Regions from separate parts of the Homo sapiens genome. Here region 1 is linked to region 2. Evidence: chromatin loops called from intact Hi-C (ENCODE). Cell type or tissue: HepG2. All regions are shown on one strand. Links, peaks and the distances in the headings refer to the core of each region. The heading gives the core; the rest is flanking DNA. Region 1 overlaps FAM114A1 (family with sequence similarity 114 member A1). Region 2 overlaps TMEM156 (transmembrane protein 156).

Evidence for each region. Peaks named below come from ENCODE experiments on the same cell type or tissue, not always from the same donor. Only the 100,000 strongest peaks of a DNase experiment are listed, where the experiment ranks them.
Region 1: it touches region 2 in a loop (1.8-fold over the local background); 7 of 110 quality-filtered maps call a loop at or near these places.

The regions. Positions count from the first base shown.
Region 1 is chr4:38,932,274-38,937,658 of GRCh38, forward strand. It overlaps FAM114A1 (family with sequence similarity 114 member A1), which reads left to right. Exons shown (of 15, transcript NM_138389.4): 12 at 1-101; 13 at 3,445-3,517. Among named protein-coding and RNA genes, the nearest start is that of MIR574, 67 kb to the left of the region's middle. In HepG2, for the core only: no CTCF peak of the experiment used is centred there; no DNase peak of the experiment used is centred there.
Region 2 is chr4:38,983,572-38,988,956 of GRCh38, forward strand. TMEM156 (transmembrane protein 156) reads right to left here. Exons shown (of 7, transcript NM_024943.3): 4 at 5,280-5,385; 5 at 2,765-2,848. Among named protein-coding and RNA genes, the nearest start is that of TMEM156, 46 kb to the right of the region's middle. RefSeq lists an enhancer at 4,708-5,207. In HepG2, for the core only: no CTCF peak of the experiment used is centred there; DNase peaks (open chromatin) are centred at 900 and 2,830.

The sequences.
Region 1 (5,385 bases), core at 1-5,000, 51 kb before region 2:
ACAGCGCGCTGTATTGAGCAGCTTCATAAAGTAGCAGAATTAATTCTTCATGGACAAGAAGAGGAAAAACCAGCTCAGGACCAAGCAAAAGTTCTAATAAAGTAAGTAAATGTTACTTTAAATTCTTATTTTCCCAGTTTTATATATAGGTACCATTCAGATACACACATACACACCCACACCCTCTAAGCCACTAGAAGATTCAGGTTTCTTTTTGTTTGTTTTTGTTTTTTGTTTTGTTGAGACGGGATCTCACTCTGTCACCCAGACTGGAGTGCAATGGCATGATCATGACTCACTGCAGCCCCAAACTCCTGGGCTCACGTGACCCTCCTGCCTCAGTCTCCCCTGGAGTTGGGACCACAGGTGCGTGCCACCACATCCAGCTAATTTTTTAATTAATTGCAGAGACCAGGCCTGGCCACGTTGCCCAGGCTGGTCTCAAACTCCTGAGCTCAAGCAGTCCTCCTGCCTCAGCCTCCTAAAGTGCTACGATTACAGGCATGAGCCACCATACCTGGCCAAAGATTCAAATTTCAAGTCAACCAATTCCATTGTTCTACGGTCATCTTAAGAAATAAGGATTTTTTTTTTTTTTTGAGACAGAGTCTCGCTCTGTCACCAGGTTGGAGTACAGTGTCACGATCTCAACTCACTGCAACCTCCGCCTCCCAGGTTCAAGCGATTCTCCTGCCTCAGCCTCCCGAGTAGCTGGGATTACAGGTGCGCACCACCACATCCAGCTAATTTTTGTATTTTTAGTAGAGACGGGTTTTCACCATGTTGGCCAGGATGGTCTCCATCTCTTGACCTTGTGATCTGCCTGCCTCGGCCTCCCAAAGTGCTGGGATTACAGTCGTGAGCCACCACGCCTAGCCAGAAATAAGGATTTCTTTAGCAAGTGCATTATGTTAGCAAGAAGAAGACTTAACTAGCCATTCTAGGAATTATTTATGAAGAGATTTAAGGGAAAACACACTAAATCATTGCATGAGGCGTGAAAGTACTTATTTAATAGATCAAAGTCTTAGAAGTAAAACCTTTTGAGGGTAATTACATTTTCAACATATACATGAATAGAGAAAGGACACTTTAATGTAACTTCTAGCTAGATTCACAAAATAGGCAAATACACTCCACTGCTCCTGGGGACTTATACCAGGTCTCCACGTTCCAAACTCCAGTGATGACGGTCACTAATATTAACCAGTTCACTGTGGGTTGTATGTGTGCATGTATGTGTTGTCCTATATCATGTTCTTCAATAAATAATAGCTATTATCATTAGTTTATTAAGTAAAATTAAAATATATGTGTAACATATATGAATATGCAATCTAGTGAATATACATGAAAATAGTTGATATGGAGCATTCATGAAAATAGTTGGTATGGAGCTGAAAAATAAGCCTTTAACTTTTATGCACATGACTGTATACTGTGATGTGGAAAATTAACATAGGCCTAAGTACCCTCGTATTATTAGACAGACACAGGAGCCAAAATAGAGCCCCTGAAAATATCCAGGGATGGACACACACAGGTCTCAGCACACTCAATTTGCTAGCTAACTAGTCTTTGCTTATTACTGCTTTGACATTGTCGGTTGGGGAGTAAGTTTTTAGTGGAAAGATCTTCCAAAAAGTCAGCATTAGTGTCTTTGTACTGGCGGCATTTTTCCTCACTTGTAAAGATCCGTCATCTAGTCTAGATTTCCATATCTAAGGATATAAAAATCAAAGTTATTATAAGAACCACAGAATCCCCACCTTAATATTCCTAGAAAGAATAGGCACTTGCCTAAACATTTAGAAGGAAGAGGAAAGGACAAAGTCAGGGAAGTTGAAAATGCTGAGGACAATCTCTAGGTACTGGTTTATCTTTGCAGTACTAATTGGAAAGAAGAGGGCCAAAGTTCAGAAGCCCCTAGGTATGGATAGTGACCTTACTCTTTGCTCCTTTCTGATTCCTAGCCCTGATTGTCCTGACCTTACCAAGCTGCACCCAGTCCCTGATTTGCCTGTACAATAAGTGCCTCCCCACCCACCTGCCCAAGAACATAGACTGAATGGCTCTGGGATATCTCCTGGCTTTACTCTTGGCCCTTTCTGCAGACAATTTTTGGATGGATGGGTGGGTGGGTGGATGGATGGGTGGATATAGCTCATAAAACCTATATATATTAGATAAGGCCTCTTTTATCAAAGCAAAACTTACCTCTACTGACTTTACTAGATATTTTAACATATAAGATTCTTAACTTGGGGTTATCATTCCCATAGCATTTTAATCACTATTCATGAGTGCTGTATGCACTAACTGATAGAAAAATATCAGACATTACCTACATTACTAGGTAATCAGATTGTTTTCAGTTTTTGTCATCATCCATAGTGTTAGGATAAATGTTGTTTTTGTTAAATATTTGTGTGTATCTTGCATTGTTTTCTTGGGATAAAGTTCTAGAAGTGGAATGCCAGCATAAACTTGGAATTTTGATATCAGTATTAAAAACACATTCTACATATTCTACAGGATCTTTATTTTGAATCATATAATAAAAACATAATCAAACTATCCAGAGACACCTGAGTTTGAATCCCTCCTCTCCTGCAGGTCCTAAACAGGTTACCTAACTTTCTTACTTTTTTTTTTTTTGAGATGGAGTTTTGCTCTTGTTGCCCAGGCTGGAATGCAATGGCATGATCTCGGCTCACTGCAACCTCCACCTCCTGGCTTCAAGTGATTCTCCTGCCTCAGCCTCCCAAGTAGCTGAGATTACAGGCGCCTGCCACCACGCCCAGCTAATTTTTTGGTATTTTTGGTAGAGACAGGGTTTCACTATGTTGGTCAGGCTGGTCTTGAACTCCTGACCTCCGGTGATCCACCCACCTCGGCCTCCCACAGCTGAGATTACAGGCGTGAGCCACTGTTCCCCGGCCACCTAACTTTCTTAAATGTCCGATTTTCCATCTATATAAAATGGAAATAATAATATAACCCATAAGGTCACCCTGAGGATTAAATATGATTAGGCACACAAAAGTGCTTAACATAGTGCCTCAGTGAATGCTCATGATTATTTTGAAATGACCAAAAAGCTGGAAACCAGCCGTCTGGCCAGAGTGTATAAGCTCTACACATGTGGAGCTCAAGCCTGATATTTTCCTGCACATGATTTTGATTCTAAAAGAGGTCAAGTGAGTTGGATGATTATTCTTTAATTAAGCATGGAAAGAAAACCAGGATTAGATTAAACTGTGATTGCGAATCATGGAAGATGATTAAGGAAAACCGCCTGACTGCACATTTCTGTAGAGCATCTTCAAGCATGTGTGGCATTCTTTTAAATGTCATACTGAATTAGTATCAGAAATGGTCGTGACAGTTAAATTATTTTACCTTATTGAAAACATCCAAGCTTTTTTTTTTTTCTTCTTTCAGATTAACTACTGCAATGTGCAATGAAGTGGCCTCTTTATCAAAGAAGTTTACGAATTCTTTAACCACTGTTGGGGTAAGATTACAGTCTTGAATTTTTTTCACCTTTTTTAAGGGAAGTATGTCTGTGAGGAAATGTGGAGATGCAGCGCCTTCTTTAGTAGCTCCATAAAACTGAAGCTATGCCATGATGTAAGCTGAAGTCAGGCCAAGAGTAACTTCTCTAAGGACAGGCAGCTTAGGACTCTCCTGACTGGGTTCTAGCCTTGAATCTGCCATCTCAGTCTTACAAGATGTTGGGTGAGTGAGTTTTCAAACCTCTGTGGCCCTTATTTTCTTTGTTTTTGTTTGTTTGTTTGTTTGATTTTTGTTTTGTTTTTTTTGTTTTTTTTTTTTGAGACGGAGTTTTGCTCTGGTGCCCAGGCTGGGGTGCAGTGGCGCGATCTCGGCTCACTGCAAGCTCTGCCTCCCAGGCTCACGCCGTTCTCCTGCCTCAGCCTCCCAAGTAGCTGGGACTACAGGCGCCCGCCACCACACCCGGCTAATTTTTTTTATATTTTTAGTAGAGACAGGGTTTCACCGTGTTAGCCAGGATGGTTTCGATCTCCTGACCTCGTGATCCGCCCACCTCGGCCCTGCAAAGTGCTGGGATTACAGGCGTGAGCCACCGCGCCTGGCCTGTTTGTTTTTTTTAAAGTGTCAGATGAAGGTTCCTTTTATTACTTAATATCTGTGATGTATGTACTTCAGAATCTCTGGTAAAATTATTAATTTTGAATATTCACTGTTGCCCTCAGAGCCTACTTTATAAGCCATGCAAGATAAGAGTTTTCATTTTTTTTTTTTTTTTTTTTTTGAGACTGAGTCTCGCCCTGTCGCCCAGCCTGGAGTGCAGTGGCACAATATCGGCTCACCGCAGCCTCCACCTCCTGGGTTGAAGCGATTCTCCTGCCTCAGCCTCCAAAGTAGCTGGGATTACAGGCACACGCCACCACGCCCAGCTAACTTATGTATTTTTAGTAGAGACGGGGTTTCACCATGTTGGCCAGGCTGGTCTTAAACTCCTGACCTAGTGATCCACCGGCCTCGGCCTCCCAAACTGCTGGATTACAGGCATGAGCCACCGCGCCTGGCAGAGATAAGAGTTTTCTTTGCTTCATTGTGGCACTTGACTTTAACCAAAAGAAAAAAATGTTACTGATTGGCTCAAGTGTTTCTATTAACAGGGTAACAAGTCTGAAAGGCTCAGCATTTACTTGGAGGTATGGCCTCTGGTTATTTTCTTTGGAAATCAGTCATGTTATTTAGCTTCACCTTAGTAGGCGCAGAGAAAAGTGGAAAATATTCCCTTTCACCTTCCTGTTTTTTCTCTTTAAAACACTGGATGCAAAGTCTAATGATGTTCTCCATGAGAAACAGCAGGTTTACTTCTTATTCTAATTAGGTTGTTTTCTTGGTTTCAAGTATATTAGTTTCCTAGGGCTGCTCTAACAAAGTACCATAAACTGGGTTATTTTCTCGTGGTTCTGGAGGCTAGACATCTGAAAGCATGGTGGTATCAGGGCCTTGATCTCTCCAAAGCCTCTAGGATTCTTTCTTGCTTCTTCCAGCTTCTGGTAGCCCCAAGTGTTCCTTGCCTTGTGGCTGCAAAACTCCAGTCTCTCTCTGTGTCTTGACATGGCTGCTTTCTCCCTGTGTCTCCACATCACCTTCCCTCCATGCATGTCTGTGTCCAGATTTCCCTCTGCTTATAAGGACACCAGGCCTATTTGGTTAGCGCGTGACCAATATGACCTCATCCTAACTTATCACACCAGCAACAACCCTATCTCCAAATAAGGTCACAGTCTGAGGTGCTGGGGGTTAGGACTTCAATATGTCTTTTTGCAGGGTACACAATTCAAACCATACCAGGAAGCAATAGAAACACATTCTAAAAAATTT
Region 2 (5,385 bases), core at 101-5,100:
TTATTTTTTATAGAGATGGGGTTTCACTATATTGCCCAGGCTGGTCTTGAACTCCTGGACTCAAGTGATCCTCCCACCTCGGCCTCCTAAAGTGCTGGGATTACAGGCGTGGGCCACCACACTCGGCCTAGAGTTACTTTTGCATGTTTTTCAAAATCCCTTCTTCAAGACAGTCAATGTTTTTTATGATTCTTTGATATCCATAGCCCTTCTACAAAGCGTGCTATGCCTTCTTTAATAAAGTGGAATTCTATGCCCTGTAATTACTCTGTCTCTTTATTTGCTGTCATATTTCCCAATCCCTCAGACTCATTTCTTGCTCATCCGCTCTTTTTACTCTATACTTATTTCCCTTGAGGGTTTGCGAGATTTAATAAGCTTTTATAGTGCCAGATATTATGCTAGCAACAACACTCCACAGATAAATAAGACAGAGATCACGTGTGTGAAGACGATAGTTAAATGAATAAGATGGAAAGTAGATTAATGCCCAGCCAGGACACATAAGCTGTCACGCTTCTCAAAGCAAGGAGGAAAATATTAGAGACACATAAAAGATGGGGATTTGATTCAGTTTGACATCTCTTTCTACAGCAGCAGGATGCATTTATTCCATCAGTGTCCACCGTGCCCCTAGAATCTGCCAGGCACAATGTGGTGCCTGCGTCCTGGTAATCTCTCCTTATTTCTCTCTTGTAGGATGAATAAGCTTCTTTTGGAGGTACGAGCCCATTTATCTCTCTCTCTCTCTCTTTCTCTCTGTCTCTCTCTCTCTCTCTGTGTGTGTGTGTGTGTGTGTGTGTGTGTGTGTGTTGAACAATACTCACTTTTAAATGCATGAACAAATGGAGAGACATCCTGGAATGTGTGGCTAGTGTTGACAACAAGCTGCTTCTGCTGAATGTGACACAGTCACCACCGCTTTGAACTACATTTTTTTTTTCTACCCGTGTTACTGCATCTCCAGAGAACCATGCTGACACATTTTTCCCGTACATTCTCACTGCTGCCTATAATCCATCACTACAAAGAGAGGCCTTAAAAACTGCACTCAAGGGAGACATGATTTCCTTTCCCTTTCTCTGTCAGAAAAGCAACTCATAATAGGGAAGGAAAAGATTGCATTTAGGTTAAAGGAATATAAATAAGAAAGAGTCTGCCTCTTTCTCTCTTTAAGACGCTAAGCCTCAAAAGGGTTCTTGGTTTTAAAAAGGCCATCACCCCTTGACCTACACTAAACATTAATATTATATACCTGGTAATAAAGCCAGAGGATTTTTAGTGAGAGCTATGAAAGGGAAAGGATGGCTAAGACAGGTTTCTTTGGTGGATGAAAGTCACAGGCTCATAAATACAACTTTGCGAGGTTAGTCTTGTGGTTAGCTAGTACTTAAAATTTGTGATTCCCTCGACTATATGGGTTGACGGGGGAACTATAGACTTTTTCTCAGACAAGACAGCAGTGCTCAAAATTACGACTTGAAAACAGAAACGACCAGAATTCCTAAGGTGACCAAAAAGCCCCACAGAACTGTGTTAAAACTGTCCTCATATTTGGACACATGTACTGAGTAAGAGGGGAGCCCAGGGAAAAATGCCATTTTTGCCTTTTAAAAATTAATTTTGCCATTGAAAACAACGTTATAGCTTTTAATTTATTAATCAAATAAGATTTTCATTGACTGGACAAAATTTCCACCAACTTACCCCACATTTAACTGGTGTCAAATGATTATTTAGCTAATGCTTATTATCAGTCATAGCTTAATACTTTCACTGCTAATGCTGGGTAGAAAGCCTAAATTTTTAAAATATTTGAGCTCCTTAGGTGCACTCAAGCTAGGGTTCCGTGTATCTGCTAATTTAAATGGCTAACAAAAGCCCCCAGTGAACAAAGTCCCCAGTGAAATGCGGTGCAAATCTCTATGTCGCTACTGATGCAGCTGTAGGGTGGGGGACTGGAGGTTTGCTCGGCATCCTCCCATTTTTGAAAACTGTTTACATGCCAGACTTGAAGCTTCCTTTTTTTTCTAACTTCTCACAAAGTACGAAGGCACCTACTCGCTGGCTGTGTACAAGGAGCTTTGGTAACAGCACTCATAATTCTGTGGTTTTCACGGTCAAGGATATTATTTCTCTCTGCTAAAGAAGAGGGCTTCGTCCATGTCACATTCTCTCTCTTTCTCTTTTTAACGTGATTTGACAGCTTGAATCCAAAAGGAGGCTTCACAATTAGAAGAAAGGGATTGAACCACAACATCTGTGCTAACAGCCCCCATCACTGCTCTAATTAGAATTCCCTTATTCCATTTCTGTTTCTCAGGAGAGGACAGGGGGCTTTTTAATTGGGGCTATTAGAAGTTCTCTTTACACAATGACACCCTCTGCTAAGGGAAGGCTCCAGCGAAAGCCATGCCCACTCTGCAATTACTTCTTGCAATTCTGGGGAATAATGGTATCTTGTCTCATTTAAAAATAAATCTAAGTCTTATCCCTATTGCTTTCTCTCCTCTGCCTACTCACATGAATTTCTTCTTGCCAATTAAGCAAACTTTCCATTATTTAAGGAGATAGTTTAGATTGCTACTGTCCCCTGATAATAAGACATATTAAACTGGATTTCATTTGCCCACAGCTCTGTTATTCCAGATACAAGGCTAATTTACATAAGCTCAGATCTCAGATCTTGAGTTTACTGTGTAGTGAAACCATGCAGCTTTGGAATTTCCTGAGTGCTGTTTTGTTTACATGCCACAGAACTTACCTGAAAGAACCTGCACATTCAATGCTCTCAGTTTCTCCGAATCACTTCCTCTTAAGAGAACAGATGTAGGTTTGTCTCTATGACCTATTCCCAGAAAAGAAATGAAGTATTTAGATGATAAACAAGCGCATTGTTAACATATATTCCCCATGTTGGTTCAAAGGATTACCAAAAAGAATGGAGCCATTCATGGCCAGGCACGGTGGTTCACGCCTGTAATCCCAGCACTTTGGGAGGCTGAGGCAGGGAGATCACGAAGTCAGGAGTTCGAACCCAGCCTGGCCAATATGGTGAAACCCCATCTCTACTAAAAAATACAAAAATTAGCTGGGCGTGGTGGTGCATGCCTGTAGTCCCAGCTACTCAGGAGGCTGAGGCAAAAGAATCGCTTGAACCCAGGAGGTGGAGGTTGCAGTGAGCCGAGATCATGCCACTGCACTCCAGCCTGGACGAAAGAGTGAGACTCCATCTCAAAAAAAAAAAAAAAAAAAAAAAAAAAAAAAAAAAAAAAAAAAAGGAAAGCGACAGCTCTTATACACAGAAAAGTATATTTTTATCTTATTATATACATAGATATGATGTGAAGAATATTCAATGTATGTTTAATATTCAATAACATTTAATGTGCTAAGTAGTGTGACATTTTTTATTACTTTGTATGCTTGGATTTGCAAGCCTTTGAAAATCACTAAGTCTGTCATTTGGGCAGATATTTGTAAGAATTTAATTTGACTCCCCACTACTGGTCTCCTTCTAGACATTTTTTCTAGCTCACTTCTATCTCTCTTTGCTTATAGCTTTTCATATGGGAAAATGGGTCAAGAAACTCAGAACTATACACTATTTATAAATAACACACATTTACTTTAAATAATAGAATTTTCAAAACTAAATACCCTACATCTTAGTTCTGACATTTTACTAGCTGTGCAGCTTTGGATAAACACTTAACCTCTCTAAGTCTCAGGGGATTTTTATCTACAAAATAAAAATAGCATATATCCTGTTTACACAGTTTAAGAATCTAGTGAAAATGCTCTGAAAATGGTTATTCTACAAATAAACAGTATTGATTATGTTATTAACCACTGCACAAAGGGCTTTATTACTAAGGTATCAATGATAACACTTGATATGAAACTGCTCTCAAAAATATCTGCAACAAATACCTAGTCAAAAGAATGAATTGCAACTTTACTGAAACCTGGAGGCAACCACTTGTTCTGCCTACTGAAATGGCTAACACAGCCTTGCCTGGTAAAGAAGGAAAGAGTCTTGGGAAATCATACAACCACCACAATACTACTGTCCTTTAATGAAAACTAATTATGCACTAGACACTGTGGTAAACTTTGTAAGTAATCTCTGTATTTCCTTACCTCAACCCTGTGTGGTAGTGGTGATTATGCTTGTTTTACAGAGGATGTAAGGGATGCTCACATAATTTAAATAACTTGCTTAATGTCACATAGCTAGTAAGTGGTAGTACTAGGACTCTAACATAAATCTATTTATTTTTAGTGCCTATTCTTATAGTAATACATCTTGCACTGTCTTTAAGAGACTAGCTACTCATATTATGAATTGTCCATTGGGCCTGATAGTCATCCATTTTATGCACTGGGGACATGCCAGTAGAGCCAGTATTTGCATGGGTACACACCGGTAGCATCATACCAGTAATTTACAATCAATGTCCATCCTGATAGGTGGGTGCCTAGGTCATACGAGTTATTAAATATTTTTAACGTTGCTCCTACTGTCCTGATTCCTAATTTCTAATTTCCTTTAGCTCAGCCCTGCCAAAAATCTGATACCCCCATGCTTATTAAAGATCGACTCTGCCTCACACCCGTCACCTACAGCCACTCTGCTCAAGATCTCCAACTCTGAAATTCTTGTTTTTGTGACTGAGTCTTGCTCCATTGCCCAGGCTGGAGTGCAGTGGCGCGATCTCAGCTCACTGCAACCTCCACATCCTGGGCTCAAGTGATTCTTGTGCCTCAGCCTCCCAAGTAGCTGAGATTATAGGCTTGCGCCACCATGCCTGGCTAATTTTTGTATTTTTAGTAGAGACGGGCTTTCACCATGTTGGCCAGGCTGGTCTGCTGGTCTCAATCTCCTGACCTCAGGTGATCCGCCTGCCTCAGCCTCCCAAGGTGCTGGGATTACAGGCATGAGTCACCGCGCTCGGCCTGAAATTCTTTATCCCCACTTCCTGTTCTTCTCTCTCTCTCTGCCCTCACTTCCGCTAAGCCCTGCTCAATGTCCAGCTCATCAGCTTCTTCCTATTCACCCAGTCTTTCTTCTTCTCTTACTTGCCCGAGTAGAAGAAAGATGAATGAAGCTCCTTGCATGCTGGAACTGTGTTTTATCTACGTTTTTATTCCTTGAGTTACCAAGAATCACCACTTATTCACAGTAGGTGCACAAGAAATGCTAAATTGTACTAAAAAGGAAATGAAATCCATAGAAGAGATCAGGAGTTCCTCGGCACTACAGGGATTATACTTACTCTGCCACTTTTGCACTCTTCTCTGGCCTTCAAGTATTTTGCGGATAGTGAGGATGATCAAAAATATAAAAACTAATAGAACTAAAATATACCAAGTGATCTTCAT